2 separate regions of the Homo sapiens genome follow, and region 2 is linked to region 1. The links are chromatin loops, found by intact Hi-C in ENCODE. Cell type or tissue: heart left ventricle. All regions are shown on one strand. Links, peaks and the distances in the headings refer to the core of each region. The heading gives the core; the rest is flanking DNA.

Region 1 (8,725 bases), core at 281-8,280:
AGTTCTGTTTTGTTTTGTTTATGTGTCCCCCAAGCTGGAGTGCAGTGGCCCTATCTCGGCTCACTGCAACCTCTGCCCCCCGGGTTCAAGCGATTCTTCTGACGCAGCCTCCTGAATAGCTGGGACTACAGGCGCCTGGCACCACGCTCAGCTAATTTTTGTATTTTTAGTAGAGATAGTGTTTCACCATGTTGGCCAGGCTGGTCTCAAACTCCTGACCTCAGATGATCTGCCTGCCTCAGCCTCCCAAGGTGCTGGGATTACAGGTGTGAGCCACCATACCCGGCTGAGTTTCAGTTTTATAAGATGAAAGAGTTAGGGAGGTGGATGGTGGTGATGGTTGCACAAAATTTTGAATATATACATACCACTCCACTGTAGACTTAAAATAGTTAAGATGGTAAATTTTATGTGTATTTTAACACAATAATTAAAAATTGAAAATGTCACATGAAACAGTGGTCTGAAGAGACAAAACTGAAAGCTTATTAAGAGAATGAGAAGATAAGTCACAGACTAGGAGGAAATAGTTGCAAAAGATGTATCTGATAAAACAGTGTTATATGGCCGGGTGTGGTGGTTCAGGCCTGTAATCCCAACACTTTGGGAGGCCAAGATGGATGGATTACTTGAGTCCAGGAGTTCAAGACTAGCTTGGGCAATATAGCAAACCCTATCTCTCCAAAAAAAAAAAAAAAAAAAAAAAGTAGCAGGGTATGGTGGCTCAGGATGGCTGGAGCCTGGGAGGTTGAAGCCGCAGTGAACTGTGATCACATCACTGCACTCCAGCCTTGGTGACAGAGTGAGCCTCTGTCTCAAGGGAAAAAAAATGTTGTTTTTAAAAAATATATACAAAGAACTATTTTTAAAATGTATTTGTTTGTTAGAGATGGGGTCTTGCTATGTTGCCTAAGCTGAATTAGAACTCGTGGGCTCAAGGGATCCTCCTGCCTCAGATTCTGAAGTAGCTGGGACAACAGGCACAAACTGTCATGCCCAGCTCAAAATACACAAAGAATTCTTAAAACTCTGGGAGCTAAGCTATGAAGATGCAAATACATAAGAATGATACAATGGACTTTGGGGACTCGGGGGAAAGGGTGGGGGGTGAGGAATAAAAGACTACACATTGGGTACAGTGTACACTGCTCATACACTGCTCATGATTTGGTGATGGGTGCACCAAAATCTCAGAAATTACCACTAAAGAACTTATTCATGTAACTAGATACCACCCGTCTCCCCAAAACTGATTGAAATAAAAAGAAAAGTAGCTATAATTGGTGTCATTTAAAAATAAAGTTTAATAATAATTTCTGGTCACTAAAAAAATAAAAAGAATTCTTAAAACTCAACAATAAGAAAATAACCCAATTTAAAAATGGGCAAAAGAGGCTGGGCACGGTGGCTCACACCTGTAATCCCAGCACTTTTGGAGGCCAAGGCTGGCGTATCACGAGATCAGGAGATCGAGACCATCCTGGCTAACATGGTGAAACTCCGTCTCTACTAAAAAAATACAAAAAAAAAAAAAAATTAGCTGGGCATGGTGGTGGGCGCCTGTAGTCCCAGCTACACAGGAGGCTGAGGCAGGAGAATGGCCTGAACCCGGGAGGCAGAGCTTGCAGTGAGCAGACATCGCGCCACTGCACTCCAGCCTGGGCAACAGAGTGAGACTCTGTCTGAAAAAAAAAGGGCAAAAGACCTGAACAGATTCACATCACCAAGAAGATACACAGAAGGCAAATAAGCAATGAAAAATCCTCAACATTGTAAGTCATTAGGGAATCGCAAATTAAAACAACAATATCAGTACCAACCTACTAGAAAGGCTAAAATCCAAAAGAGTGACAATACCAAATGGTGACAAGGAGGTACAGCAGTAAGAACTCTTACTCATTGCTGATGAGATATCAAAATGGTATAGAAGACACTTTGGCAGTTTCTTACAAACTAAACACACTCATACATATGATCTAGTGATTGCATTCCTTGCTATTTACCCTAAGGAGTCAAAAACTTAAGCCTACATGCCAGGCATGGTGGTGCACGTCTGTAGTCCTAGCTACTGGAGGGGTTGAGGTCAGACGATAACTTGAGCCCAGGGGTTCAGGTCCAGCCTGGGCAACATAATGAGATGCCGTCTCTAAAAATTTTTTAATAAAAAAAAATTACACAAAAATCTGCACACGCATGTTTATAACAACTTTATTCATAATTGCCAAATCTTGGAAGCAAATAAGAAGTCAACTAAGGATAAATAAACTGCAGTACATCCATTGGATGGAATTTTATTTAGCGCTAAAATGAAAGGAGCTATCAAGCCATCAAAAGACATGGAGGAAACTTAAATGCATATTGGTAATTAAAAGAAGCCAATCTGAAAGGGCTGTATGATTCTAACTATATGATATTTTGAAAAGGCAAAACTATGGAGGCAGTAAAAAAGATTAGTGGTTACCAGGGATTAGGGGAGGGAGGGATGAACAGGAGAAGCACAAAGGATTTTTAGGGGAGTGAAATTATTGTGTAGGATACTATAATTGTGGACACATTATACATTGTGAAACCCAGAGACTGTACAACACCAAAAGTGAACCCTAATATAAACCATGGACTTTGGATGATAATGTTGATGTATGCATGTAGATTCATTGATTGTAATGTAAGTACCACTCTAGTGCATGATGTTGATAGTGAGGGAGGCTGGTCGTGGGGAAGAGGTCATAAGAGAATGTGCTATATTTTCCACTCAATTTTTCTGTGAATTTGAACTGCTCTATAAAATAAAGTGTATTAAAAAAACACAGGCCAGGAGCCATGGCTCAGGCCTGTAATCCCAGCACTTTGGGAGGCCGAGACGGGTGGATCACTTGAGGTCAGTAGTTCAAGACCATCCTGGCCAACATGGTGAAACCCCATCTCTACTAAAAATACAAAAATTAGCTGGGCGTGGTGGTGGGCGCCTGTAATCCCAGCTACTCAGGAGGCTGAGGCAGAAGAATCACTTGAACCTGGGAGGTGGAGATTGCAGTGAGCCAAGATCGCACTACTGCACTGCAGCCTGGGCGACAGAGTGAGACTCCGTCTAAAAAAAAACCCCAAAAAATTAAAAAATAAATTTAAAAAAAACTAAAGTCTCAGAGAGAGATGCATGTTGGATCAAGTCATTATTAGGAAAGTAATCTGATCTTAATCAGATCATTCTTATGTATTTGTATCATTCTTTTGTATACGACTTGATCTATTGGATCAAGTCATTATTAGGAACCTGTCCCAGCAAACTTTCCAGTTCAGTAAAAGCCACCATCATTCTCCCACTTACTGAAGCCAGAAACCCAGGTGTTGTTCTCGACAACTTCTTTGACCTCACTTCCCACTTTCAAATACTCATACTCAAACATATTTTAATTTTCTTTCCATCACTGTTGCCACCTTTTGAGACCAACCCACCATTGTCATTCTCCAAAACTAAAAATAGTCCAACAGGTCAACTAGCTTCTATTTTTTGGCAGATTTCAATCAATTCTCTACACAGTGGCCAGACTAATCTTTTGGAAACAAATTTATGTCACTTTACTACTTAAAACTTGAATGGATTTTTTTCCTGCGCCTTTGAATAAAAGTAAAAGTCTGTAAGGCTGTTCAGGCATCTGCCTATCTTCTAACCTCAACTCACATCTCTCTCCCTCTTGCTCATCAGGCACCAAGGACATGAACCATCCTTTACCACCCAGCCTAGCAGAGTCTCCTGTAATTCTTCCTGTTACTCTCTGCTTTGGGATCTAGTTTGTTTCCTTCTATAGCTCTTTGAACGTTATAAATTCTTGTTTACTTATTCTCTGTTGATCGCTCCCACTAAACAGGAGCTCCATGAGAGCAAGACTTCATCTGTTGGGTGCCAGGCAGTGTTCTGCCTAACATGGCAATACCAGCACCTAACATTGCCTGGCACATAGTAGGCAGTGGTGTGCCAAAGGTGAAGCAATGGGAGTAAAAAGCTTTAACCTCCGGGGTTAAAGCGATTCTCCTGCCTCAGCCTCCCAAGTAGGTGGGGTTACAGGTGCCCACCACAATGTCCTGCTATCATTTCATTATTCTTTTTTTTTTTTTTTTCCGGGAGACGGAGTCTTGCTCTGCCGCCCAGGCTGGAGTGCAATTGGCGTGATCTCAGCTGACTGCAACCTCCGCCTCCCAGGTTCAAGCAATTCTCCTGCCTCAGCCTTCCAAGTAGCTGGGACTACAGGCGCATGGCGCCGAACCCGTCTAATTTTTTGTATTTTAGTAGAGACGGGGTTCACCGTGTTGCCCAGGCTGGTCTCGAATTTCTGAGCTCAGGCAATCCGCCCGCCTCCGCCTCCCAAAGTGTTGGGATTACAGGCGTGAGCCACCGCGCCCGGCCAAAAATAAATTGTATAAAGGAGCAGACTAATGTATACATTAGTCAATTTTATTATTATCACTATTTTGAGATGGGGTCTCGCTCTGTCGCCCAGGCTGGAGTGCAGTGGGACGATCTCTGCTCACTGCAAACTCCCCCTCCCGGGTTCAAGCGATTCTGCTGCCTCAGCCTCCCAAGTAGCTGGGATTACAGGGATGTGCCACTATGTCATGCTAATTTTTGTATTTTTAGTAGAGACGGTTTCACCGTGTTGGCCAGGCTGGTCTGGAAGTCCTGACCTCAGGTGATCCGCCCACCTCGGCCTCCCAAAGTGTTGGGATTACAAGCTTGAGCCACCGCGCCCAGCCTACCTTTTCCTTTTTTAAACTGAGCAGTTAATTTCCTTCCTATTTACCCACTATCTGTTTGGAGAGGAGTTCATTTACTTAGTCTAGAGGAGAGAGAAATGAAACCCTTTAATTTTGCTTTTGGGTGGAGACTTATTAAGGAAGGTGCAGGAAAGAGCAGTGTAGAATTACAGGACTTACAAGAACATATCGTTACTTCCTATAAAATTGGCAGCTCTTATATTGCTTTAATTTGCACAGTTTTCTTCTCACCCTCCCAAATTATGCAACTGCATGTTGATTTGCATGATAAATGTGTAACTGAAAAGACTATTTGTACCAGAGGAGAGTCTATTTAATGAAAAGTATTGGTGAATCCTTTTAATTAAAGAATCAGTTTTTGTTCTATAAAATCATGTTTTCAGGTAGCAGATTTGCTTAAAGAGAGGCATATCTGTATGCTGAATAATGGATTTTACGCTTTTTGAATTCTAGCCTGAATTTCACTCACATTTTGGTCCAGAAAAGGCAGTTTAACAGGATCAGTAGCATCAATAACCTTACCCAATATAAAATTGTAAGTTATCCATTGTATACTAAAGTTGAAAACACTAAAAGTCAAATTTGGGCCCCCATAATTTAGGTGAAGATAAATCAGATAAAGTTTAGCAATAAATGAGGAGAGCATTTCCAAATAAGATATCTAAGAAAGAGGCTAAAGGGATCGGGAGAAGGAGAAGGGGATTTTGTAGTTTAGAGAAGAACAAACTATAGGGAAGATTTTCATTAATTTTTTTTTTTTTTTTTCCTGAGACAGAGTCTCACTCTGTTGCCCTGGCTGGAGTGCAGTGGTGCAATCTTGGCTCACTGCAAGCTCTGCCTCCCAGATTCAAGCTATTCTCATGCCTCAGCCTCCCGAGTAGCTGGGATTACAGGCTTGCGTCACCACGCCTGGCTAATTTTTATATTTTTAGTAGAGACGGGGTTTCACCATGTTGGCCAGGCTGTCTCGAACTCCCGGCCTCAAGTGATCTACCCGCCTTGGCCTCCCAAAGTGCTGGGGTTACAGACTGAGCCACTGCACCCAGCCTCATTAACTTTGAAATAGATAAAAGGATATCATCTACTGCTTTCTTTGACAGGAGAGACTATAAGAATAAATAGCCCAGGGTTACTATTAGAAAAATTTTGGGTGAGAAACAGTACAAATAAATCTTTGTACAAATAAGACTGTGAAGGTGAAGGACACTGGGGTGAGTTTCTGAAGTTACTAGCACACAGCTCCGTACTTCTTGGCCTCAGTTAGCAGGGAGGCAGGGGCTTGATTTAGAGCGAATATTCCTGAATGCCTCTTCCCTTTGGTCCTAACATGCTAAAAGACTGACTTGAAACTCTTTTTGTTTAACCTTTCTTTACTCAAGCATGGCTTTCCTTTTCTACTTTTATTTCTCCTATCAAGTTAAAAGAAAAATGCATTAAAAAGAGAAGCCTCAGCCGGGAGCAGCGGCTCACGCCTGTAATCCCAGCACTTTGGGAGGCCAAGGTGGGCGGATCACAAGGTCAGGAGTTCAAGACCAGCCCGACCAACATGGTGAAACCCCGTCTCTACTAAAAATGCGAAAAGAAAATCAGCCGGGCGTGGTGGCGGCTGCCTGTAATCTCAGCTACTCGGGAGGCTGAGGCGGGAGAATTGCTTGAACGCTGGAGGCGGAGGCTGCAGTGAGCTGAGATAACGCCACTGCCCTCCACCCTGGGCGACAGTGTGAGAATCCATCTCAAAAAAAAAAAAAAAGAGAGAAGCTTCTATGCAGACAACCAAGCTGAGTGTATGATGATTCTGAGTACCCCATTTGCTTGGTGATGCTTATATAATGAAAGTTTATTTGGGGTTTAAGGTAAGCCAGTTTTGTTTAGTTTTGGGTAGTCATTTATCCCATGAATAAGTATTGGAACCTTATTTAGATACAGGTTTCAGTGAGAGATGTGGGCATGGAGAATGGAGAAATAAGGTAACCATGGACTTCCTATGGAAGAAGACAAAAGTGTGCACCACTGGAGAGGGCAGAAAAGCTGCCCTACGTCAGAGTCTTAGACAGGGATGGCTCACCTCTCAAGTTCCCCTCCTCTCAATTCCACAATGCCAAGCTTTTCCTCTAGGCTCTTATATTCACATTATGTCTGCGACGAAAGTTCTTACAGCAGGTACAAACCAAAGATTACAAAGATTAGGAAGGTAATATAAATGGGTAAATCTAGTTGGATTAAGACAACTGGAAGTTGCTGGGTTTGGGGAAGGTCCAGGTCCCACCTAAAAGGCATTCAGATAAAAACAAATGTTAAATACTCTGCAGGCCAAACAAAACACAGCTGGCTGGCTAAATTTAGCCCTATGCTCATCATGCTTTCCTCCTTTCTTAGAGAATAGAGCTTAAAGTATTCCTCTTGTATGCAGATATGTATATGATACAGAAAATCAGAAGTAATTGAGAGGGAGGACTAGATAGAGCATGGTTTACTGAAATTCTACATACCTTAGGAGAGACTATTTCCATAATTTTATTCAAACTGTGAATTGAAGAATCTTGGTTCTGGTTCCTTGTTTTATTTTCACTTTTTTTTTTTTTTCTGAGAGAGTCTCACTCTTGTCACCCAGGTTAGAGTGCAGTGGTGAGATCTCAGCTCACTGCAACCTCTGTCTCCCGGGTTCAAGAGATTTTCCTGCCTCAGCCACCTGAGTAGCTGGGATTACAGGTGTGCACCACCATGCCCAGCTAATTTTTTTGTATTTTTAATAGAGACGGGGTTTCACCATGTTGGGCAGGCTAGTCTCAAACTTCTGACTTCAAGTGATCCTCTCGCCTTGGCCTTCCAAAGTGCTGGGATTACAGGCATAAGCCACCGCACCGGGCCTGGTTTCTGGTTTTAATTCTTCAAATCTGCTTTGGGATGAGAAATATAAACTATTTCTGCGTAAATCCCTTTGAAAGGGTGGACTTCCTCCCCCCCATCACCCCAATAGGTTGAAATTTGATTGCTGAGTCAGATATAATCCATGATACTTTAGCACTCCCCAGATTATTTGGAGGTATTTTGATTTATCAGGATAGATACAGTCATGTCTCATTCTTTCCTTTTTTTTATTTTTTTTTTTTGAGATGGAATTTCGCTTTTGTTGCCCAGACTGGTATGTAATGGTGCAATCTCGGCTCACCACAACCTCCGCCTCCCAGGTTCAAGCGATTCTCCTGCCTCAGCCTCTCGGGCAGCTGGGATTACAGGCATGCACCACCATGCCCAGCTAATTTTGTATTTTTAGTAGAGATGGGGTTTCTCCATGTTGGTCAGGCTGGTCTTGAACTCCCGTCCCCAGGTCTGCCTGCCTCGGCCTCCCAAAGTGCTGGGATTACAGGTGTGAGCCACCGTGCCCAGCCTTTCCTCATTATTTCATGTTCATCTTTAGTAAAGCAGCTATCAGTAGCTTCACTTGCCACCTAAAACTTCCAATATACGTTCTTATAACTGGAGAACTTTCAGTCAGTTTATACATCTAGAGGAATCTTTTTTAATTTTTTATTTTTGAGACAGAGTCTCACTCTGTCACCCAGGCTGGGGTGCAGTGGTGCAATCTCAGCTCACTGCAAACTCTGCCTCCTGGGTTCAAGCATTTCTCCTGCCTCAGCCTCCTGAGTAGCAGGGACTACAGGCACATGCCACCACGTCCGGCTAATTTTTGTATTTCTAGTAGAGATGGGATTTCACCATGTTGGCCAGGATGGTCTTGATCTCCTGACCTTGTGATCCACCCACCTCAGCCTCCCAAAGTGCTGGGATTACAGGCATGAGCTAACATGCCCGGCCATCTAGAGGAATCCTAATGAAAAATTAAAGACTCAAAAAGCTTTATAGTAATAGGAAAATAGTACCTGTTTGTTTTTATTATGATAATATACAAAGAGACACTGAAGCCTCTTCAACAATTCTGAATGTAAGAAAGCAA
Region 2 (8,725 bases), core at 275-8,274, 290 kb before region 1:
TAATAGAAAAAAGAGAAAAAACATATCAAAAATAGGTATCTTCTCTTTGCATTTCTTTCTACTGCCTGAAATGTGTTAATGTGAATAATGCTGCCAGTTCATTTACCTGTCATTTGCTTGATATATTAACATACAATAGTCTTTTCCTCCTTAATTCTCAAAATTGCTTTTTTCCCTCCAGTACTTCTGTTCCACTTAGTTTGTAGTGACAATGTCAATGTTGACTTTTCTACTTTTAAAGAAAAGTTTTATTAGAGGAAAATTCACTTTTTGGTGTATAACTATTTAGTTTTGATGAATATATAGAATCATGTAACTGCTACACAACCAAGATATAGAACAGTCCATCATTCCTGAAAACTCATATTGCCCCTTCTTGTCAACTTTCCTCCCACCTCTATCCTCTGAAAACCACTACTCTGTTCTCTGTCCCTGTAATTTTTCCAGAATGTCATATAAGTGCAGTCACACAGTATAGTGTATATAGCTTTTTGTATCGGGCCCTTTTCACTTAGCATAAAGCATTTGACATTTTTTGAGGTTGTTGGGGGTTATTGATGCTGAGTAGTATTCTGTGGTATGGATATGCCACAGTTGGTTTAATCATTCACCAGCTGAAGGATATTTGATTGTTTCCAGTTTGGCAGTTATAAGTAAAACTATCAACATTTGTATTTAGGTTTTTGTGTGAACCTGTTTTCATTTATCTTGGATAAATGCCTAGGAATGGTATAGCTTATTCATATGATAAGTTTGCCTATTGTTTTTACCATGTCATTTTCTTTTTTTTTTTTTTTTTTTGAGACGGAGTCTCGCTCTGTCGCCCAGGTCGGACTGCGGACTGCAGTGGCGCAATCTCGGCTCACTGCAAGCTCCGCTTCCCGGGTTCACGCCATTCTCCTGCCTCAGCCTCCCGAGTAGCTGGGACTACAGGCGCCCGCCACCGCGCCCGGCTAATTTTTTGTATTTTTAGTAGAGACGGGGTTTCACCTTGTTAGCCAGGATGGTCTCGATCTCCTGACCTCATGATCCACCCGCCTCAGCCTCCCAAAGTGCTGGGATTACAGGCGTGAGCCACCGCGCCCGGCCTACCATGTCATTTTCTATTCTAGAGCCTTCTGATTACCTCTATGTCACCTTTTCATTTTGTTTTAGATGACATCAGAGATTGTTCTGTTTCTCACTCCTCTATCAGGTTCCTTTACTTCTTTCAGGAAAATGCTAAGAGACCTCAGGGATCATTTGGTCTAGGAGTTGGCAAATTACAGCCCAACAGCCAGTTTGGCTGTCACCTATTTTTGTGCTACAGAGAGCTAAGGATGGTTTTTACAATTATAAGTGTTGTAAAAACAACCCCTTATTAAAACAACTGTGGGCCAAGTGCAGTGGGGCACCTGTAACCCCAGCACTCTGGGAGGCTGAGGCGGGCACATCACCTGCAGTCAGGAGTGAAGACCAGCCTGACCAACATGGTGAAACCCCGTCTGTACTAAAAATGCGAAAAGTTAGCCAGGCGTGGTGGCACGTGCCTGTAATCCCAGCTACTTGGGAGGCTGAGGCAGGAGAGTCGCTTGAACCTGGGAGGTGGAAGTTGCAGTAAGCCAAGCTTGTGCATTGCACTCTAGCCTGGGCGATGAGTGAAGCTCCATCTCAAAAAAACAAAAAACAAAACTGTGGTATTATTCATACAGCAGAATATTACTCAGCAAAGAAAAATATACAACAGAAACTGTGTATGGTCTCCAAAGGCTGAAATATTTACTTGCTGGTTCTTTACTGAAAAAGTTTGCTTTCTGATCCAGTTATAACTCCTAAATATTACAGATGAGGCAATATTTAAGGAAGTTAAATGTAGCAAAGTTATATAAAAGTAGATTGACTATCCCCTATTCCAGAATTCTTTTCCTCTTTTTTTTTTTTTTTTTTTTGAGATGGAGTTTCACTCTTGTTGCCCAGGCTGGAGTGCAGTGGCGCAATCTCGGCTCACTGCAACCTTTGCTTCCTGGGTTCAAGCGATTCTCCTGCCTCAGCCTCCTGAGTAGCTGGGATGACAGGCATGCACCACCACGCCTGGCTAATTTTGTAGTTTTAGTAGAGACGGGGCTTCTCCATGTTGGTCAGGCTGGTCTTGAACTCCTGACCTCAGGTGATCACCCACCTCGGCCTCCCAAAGTTCTGGGATTACGGGTGTGAGCCACCGCACCCAGCTAGTTTTTTTGTTTGTTTGTTTGTTTTTAAGAGACAGACTCTCACTGTGTTGCCCAGGGTAGAGTGCAGTGGCACAATCTCAGCTAATGGCAACCTCCACGTCCCAGGTTCAAGCAATCCTCCCATGTAAGCCTCTCAGGTAGCTGAGACTACAGGAGTGTGCTACCACAGCCAGTTCATTTCTATATTTTTTTGTAGAGACAGGGTTTCAGCATGTTGCCCAGGCTGGTCTTGAACTCCTGAGCTCAAGTGATCCACCCACCTCGGCCTCCCAAAGTGCTAGGATTATAGGTGTTAGCCACCGTGTGTGGCCTCCTCTCTTTTTTTTTTTTTTTAGAGACAAGATCTCTCTTGTTCACACAAAAACCTAAATTACAATTATAAAGTGTTGTAAAAAACAACCCCTTATTAAAACAACTGTGGGCCGAGTGCAGTGGCCCACTGCAGGAGTGGGCCTGGCTGGAGTGCAGTGGCGTGATGGTAGCTCACTGTAGCCTCAAACTGCTGGGCTCAAGTGATCCTTCTACTTCAGCCTCCCAAATAGATATGACTATAGTCATGTGTCATTAAGCCCAGCTAATTTTATTTTTAGTAGAGACGGGGTCTTACTATGTTGCCTAGGCTGTTCTCAAACCCCTGGGCTCCAGTGATCCTCCTGCTTCAGCCTCCCAAAGCGTTGAGACTACAGGTATGAGCCTCTGTGCCTGGCTCTTCCCACTCTCTTTTATATACTCCTTATATTTAAGGTAGGTACTCTACCTAGTTACCTAGTTTGGGGCTTTTAGTTTAGAAAGACATTAGAGATTGTGGAGTATTAATAAGTGAACTGTGTACATTATTTAAAGATTAAATAATAGGACTTAAAGATACTGAGGAATGAGGTGGTAAGAATAACTTACTGAGATTAATTTACCTGGAGGAGTTGTGTAGAAATTGGCGGCATATTTTGTGTGAAGGTGCTGAAACCTATATCTGTCTGATCACAAAGGTTTTTGTGTTAACTGTGAAGCAGTTTCACTAATAACCAGTCTAAGGGAGGATTCCCACTGGTTGGAGGATAGTAAAGGTCATCGTATGCCAGGCACCAGGAATAGAAGTGTGAATACTTTCACCCACCGCATCCTGGGCTGCAGTTTTACCAGTTGCCTGAATCTGGTGAGGAAGAGCACACACGCAACACGTTACATGAAACGGGTTTATTACTTACAGATAGGCAGCAAGGGACAACAGAAGCCGAGGATCCATTGTGAGCCAGTCCCCCAAGGCTCAAGAAAGCTGCCAGGGGCAAATGGAGTGTTAACTGCATATGCCTCACTTGCAGTACAGCTGAGGGATCCCAAAAAACAGCCTGCCCTGGTTTTTGTACCCTGGGGTCACTTGACTCTGGGCAAAGTTTGAAGGACATCCTGTTTCTAAGAGCTGGAATAGAGCCCCCAGGCTATGCTGGCCAGTTGCTCCCTATCTCAGGATGTTATATTCCCAGAATATTCTATAGTTATTTTGAGAACTACAGGCAAGAAGAAAAGAGGGGGGGAGAAACTGTATCCATCAGTCCAAGGCCATTGGGAAACCATCCAGCACTAATCTTTAATATAACATTTGTCAGCTGGGAGAGTTAAGTTTGTGTTAATGCTGATCAAAATGAAAAGTAGAACAGATGAGGAGCAGCAGAATATAGTGGAAAGACTACAGACGAGTAATATTTGGGGTCAAATTCAAGTCTGCCACTTATAAGCTCTATGACCTTGGGCAAGTTATCTTTATCAGCCTCAGTGTCTTGTATAAAATAAAAACAGAAATATCCATTCCATTGTAAAGGAAGAAATAAGTCAGGATATGAAAGATGGGCAGTTTGTCTCTGTCATGTGGGCTTTGTAAGTAATAAGTACTATTATTGTTTCAATTATTCTGTAATGAAAACACTTTCCCCTTTTGGGGTTCTTCCTTTCTAGACTCCCATAGTGACCCTCTCTGGCCACATGGAGGCAGTTTCCTCAGTTCTGTGGTCAGATGCTGAAGAAATCTGCAGTGCATCTTGGGACCATACAATTAGAGTGTGGGATGTTGAGTCTGGCAGTCTTAAGTCAACTTTGGTAAGACAAATTCAGTGTTCTTTTAAGTGATAAACTTCTAGAGATGGTTTTTAGTCTACCATGGTTAATGTTCTTTCCTTTTCTTTTTCAGACAGGAAATAAAGTGTTTAATTGTATTTCCTATTCTCCACTTTGTAAACGTTTAGCATCTGGAAGCACAGATAGGCATATCAGACTGTGGGATCCCCGAACTAAAGGTGAGTCATGTAAACCACTGGGGGAATATATGTGTGAATAACATCTATTTCTCATCTCTCTGGAGATGTACAAAAAAAGGAATTTCTGGCCAGGCGTGGTGGCTCATGCCTGTAATCCCAGCACTTTGAGAGGCCGAGGCGGGCAGATCATGAGGTCAGGAGTTGGAGATCAGCCTGGCCAACATAGAGAAACCCTGCCTTTACTAAAAATACAAAAATCAGCTGGGTGTGGTGGCGCGTGCCTGTAATCCCAGCTACTCAGGAGGCTGAGGCAGGAGAATCACTTGAATCCCAGAGGCAGAGGTTGCAGTGAGCCAAGATTGCACTACTGCACTCCAGCCTGGTGACAGAGCAAGACTCCATCTCAAAAAAAAAATTTCTACAAATATTTTTTGGGTTCCTTCTACCTACTTCCCTTTTCTAAAATTCAACGCTTGTCTTTTTTGCTTTGTTCAGATGGTTCTTTGGTGTCGCTGTCCCTAACGTCACATACTGGTTGGGTGACATCAGTAAAATGGTCTCCTACCCATGAACAGCAGCTGATTTCAGGATCTTTAGATAACATTGTTAAGCTGTGGGATACAAGAAGGTAAATTCTATTTATGATCTATAAGAGAAACATATCAATTACCTGTTATAGAAAGGAAATGAATACTGAAATTCTTATCTAAAACCAGAAGAGTAAAAAAAGCCTCATGGTTTTGCAACCTCATGTGACAAATACTGATATGCAAAAGAAAAGCCAGGATCAAAAAAATTTTTGGCCAGGCACAGTGGCTCACACCTGTAATCCCAGCACTTTGGAAGGCTGAGGCAGGCAGATCACCTGAGGCTGGGTGTTCAGGACCATCCTGGCCAACATGGTGAAACTCTGTCTCTAATAAAAATACAAAAATTAGCCGGGCATGATGGCGCACTCCTGTAATCCCAACTACACAGGAGGCTGAGGCAGGAGAATCGCTCGAACCCAGGAGGCGGAGGTTGCAGTGAGCCGAGATTGCATCAGTGCACTCCAGCCTGGGCAACAGACCAAGACTCCATCTCAAAAAGAAAAAGAAATTCATGTTAATATGTTGTTTTGTTGCATATAGATAGCTAGACAAACAGTATATAAGGCCATAGTTTGGGGGTTAAAGTAGTCAAGGAAGTGTGAAAATGGGCCTAATTATAAATAAATTCTTAAAATGAAATAACATTTTTTTCTGAATATATTTGTTATAATAAATGTCTGTGGTCTACCAATGATACAGGAAAAAGAGGAGAGATGATCAAATAAACAGAATTTTAAGATTAAGTGGTTATTGGGGCAAGGTTGGTAAACCCTGTAAAGTTTTCAGATAAGTATAAGTGATTATTCAAATGTTTGTTTTAACACTGTGAATGCATATAATATGTTAATATTTTCATCTTTTAGTTGTAAGGCTCCTCTCTATGATCTGGCTGCTCATGAAGACAAAGTTCTGAGTGTAGACTGGACAGACACAGGGGTAAGAATTTATTAGTTATTTGATGAAGAGGAAAGTGACTAGAATAAATCTGGTGTTTGTGTTTATAAAATGTATTAGTTTCGGGCCGGGTGCAGTGGCTCACGCCTGTAATCGCAGCACTTTGGGAGGCCAAGGTGGGCAGATCACGAGGTCAGGAGATCGAGGCCATCCTGACTAACAAGGTGGAACCCCGTCTCTACTAAAAACACAAAAAATTAGCCGGGCATGGTGGCGGGCGCCTGTAGTTCCAGCTACTTGGGAGGCTGAAGCAGGAGAATGGCGTGATCCAAGGAGGCGGAGCTTGCAGTGAGCTGAGATCGAGCCACTGCACTCCAGCCTGGGAGATAGACTCCATCTCAAGAAAAAAAAAACATTTATTAGTTTCAATATATTTGATATTTATAATTCTGTATTATTTCACTTAATATTATTTATAAAATGTCACCTCTCATTCAAAGAAGAAACAAATTTGTCCTTTAATAGGCCAGGCATGGTGGCTTATGCCTGTAATCCTACCACTTTGGGAGGGAAAGGGGGAAGATTCTTTGAGCCCAGGAGTTCAAAACCAGCCTAGGCAACATAGTGAGATGATGTCTCTACAAAAATTAAAAAATTAGTTATCCATGGTGGTGTGACCTACTTGAGCCTACTTGAGCCTGAAGCAGGAGGATCACTTGTGCCTGGGAGGTCGAGGATGCAATGAACTATGATCGCGCCACTGCACTCTAGCCTGGGTAACAGAGTGATACCCTGTCTCAAAATAATAATAATACTAGGAATAGTAAATTTGAAATTTTGGAGCATTTTTTTTTCTTGTGAGTATAGTGGGTTTTTTGTTGTTTTTGCTGTTGTTGTTTTAAGAAACAAGGTCCTTTATTGCCCAGGCTGGAATGTTAGTGGTGCGGTCGTGACTCACTGCAGCCTTGAACTCCTGGGTTCAAGCAATCCTCCCGCCCCCATGTGTATCTTCTTTATTTATTTTTAGAGATTGAGGCTTGAACTCCTGGGCTTAGGTGATCCTCTTGCCCTAGCCTTCTGAGTAGCAGGGACTACAGGTGGGTGCCACCATATCTGGCAAATTTTTAAATTTTTTGTAGAGACGTGGTCTCACTGTGTTCCCCAAGGTAGTCTTGAACTCCTGGCCTCAAGCAGTTCTCCCGCCTCAGCCTCCCAGAGTGTTAGAATTACAGGTGTGAGCCACTGTGCCTAGCCCCCACGAGTATCTTCATGAAACATTTTACCTCCAAAAACTCACTACTTAAGACTAATTGGATCAAAGTGTTTACCAGTTGGAAAAATCTTGCATAAGTCTGCATTATAAAATGTGTTTAAAGAATTACAATTTAATTATTTTTATGTATATACGTAAGCTCTTACTGCCTAAGAATTCTTTCCAAATATAAGGCCTAGGGCTACTTGAATAATTTGTAATATACAATTAATGTGTTGTCCTTTAAAAATTTTTAATTTTCTTTAATAGGTAAAACTGTATCCCTTTCAAACTTATGTATCTTGGCAGATGCTTTATAGAAAGTGCAACAGCATATTATGTCTCAACCAAATTTAAATGATAGCTTTTAATGTTTTAATAAACTGTATCATAGTATAGTAGTGAAACAACGTTGGTCCCTTTACTCACTCTCAATGCAAGTTAACTGCTCACCCATAATTCCTTTTGTAATGAAAATCATTAGTATTTAATTAGGTTTAGCTATGATGTGAAATAATTATATTTATTTATGTTTTCTTGTCTTTTTCTCTCCTTTTACACAGCTACTTCTGAGTGGAGGAGCAGACAATAAATTGTATTCCTACAGATATTCACCTACCACTTCCCATGTTGGGGCATGAAAGTGAACAATAATTTGACTATAGAGATTATTTCTGTAAATGAAATTGGTAGAGAACCATGAAATTACATAGATGCAGATGCAGAAAGCAGCCTTTTGAAGTTTATATAATGTTTTCACCCTTCATAACAGCTAACGTATCACTTTTTCTTATTTTGTATTTATAATAAGATAGGTTGTGTTTATAAAATACAAACTGTGGCATACATTCTCTATACAAACTTGAAATTAAACTGAGTTTTACATTTCTCTTTAAAGGTATTGGTTTGAATTCAGATTTGCTTTTTTATTTTTATTTGTTTTTTTTTTTTTTGAGATGGAGTCTTGCTCTGTTGCCTAGGCTGGAGTGCAGTGGCGCAATCTCAACTCACTGCAACCTCCGCTTCCTAGGTTCAATCGATTCTCCTGTCTCAACCTCCCAAGTAGCTGGGATTACAGGCACACATCACGATGTCCTGCTAATTTTTGTATTTTTAGTAGAGACGGGGTTTTGCCATGTTGGCCAGGCTGGTCTTGAACTCCTGACCTCAGGTGATCTGCCCACCTCAGCCTCCCAAAGTGAGCCACTGTGCCTGGCCGAATTAAGATTTGTTTTTGAAATGCTGTAAAAGGTTATATTGGAAATCCAGTAATTGATTGTTGAGATTTTTATTTCTGTTAGAGACTTAGATTTTTTTAAGTTAGCTATTTTAAAAAAGCATTCAAAAAGATTAATGAAAATTGTAATAGAGAAAAAGTTAGAAATTCAGTTCCTTTTGGCAGAATAAATGTTCAAGAAAATTAGGCTGTGAGGGTACTCAGAACATTAAAAAAAATGTAGGCTGGGCATGGTGGCTCACACCTGTAATCCCAGCACATTGGGAGGCCGAGGCAGGTGGATCACCTGAGGT

The links. A loop is a pair of places that touch in the nucleus more often than their neighbours do. Peaks named below come from ENCODE experiments on the same cell type or tissue, not always from the same donor. Only the 100,000 strongest peaks of a DNase experiment are listed, where the experiment ranks them.
Region 2: it touches region 1 in a loop (2.3-fold over the local background); 59 of 110 quality-filtered maps call a loop at or near these places.

Annotation. Positions count from the first base shown.
Region 1 is chr2:202,591,144-202,599,868 of GRCh38, reverse strand. No RefSeq gene overlaps it. Among named protein-coding and RNA genes, the nearest start is that of FAM117B, 39 kb to the left of the region's middle. In heart left ventricle, for the core only: no CTCF peak of the experiment used is centred there; no DNase peak of the experiment used is centred there.
Region 2 is chr2:202,879,971-202,888,695 of GRCh38, reverse strand. It overlaps WDR12 (WD repeat domain 12), which reads left to right. Exons shown (of 13, transcript NM_018256.4): 9 at 4,161-4,301; 10 at 4,393-4,498; 11 at 4,955-5,087; 12 at 5,913-5,985; 13 at 7,759-8,725. The coding sequence ends at 7,836. Among named protein-coding and RNA genes, the nearest start is that of ICA1L, 13 kb to the right of the region's middle. In heart left ventricle, for the core only: no CTCF peak of the experiment used is centred there; no DNase peak of the experiment used is centred there; H3K27ac peaks cover 307 bases.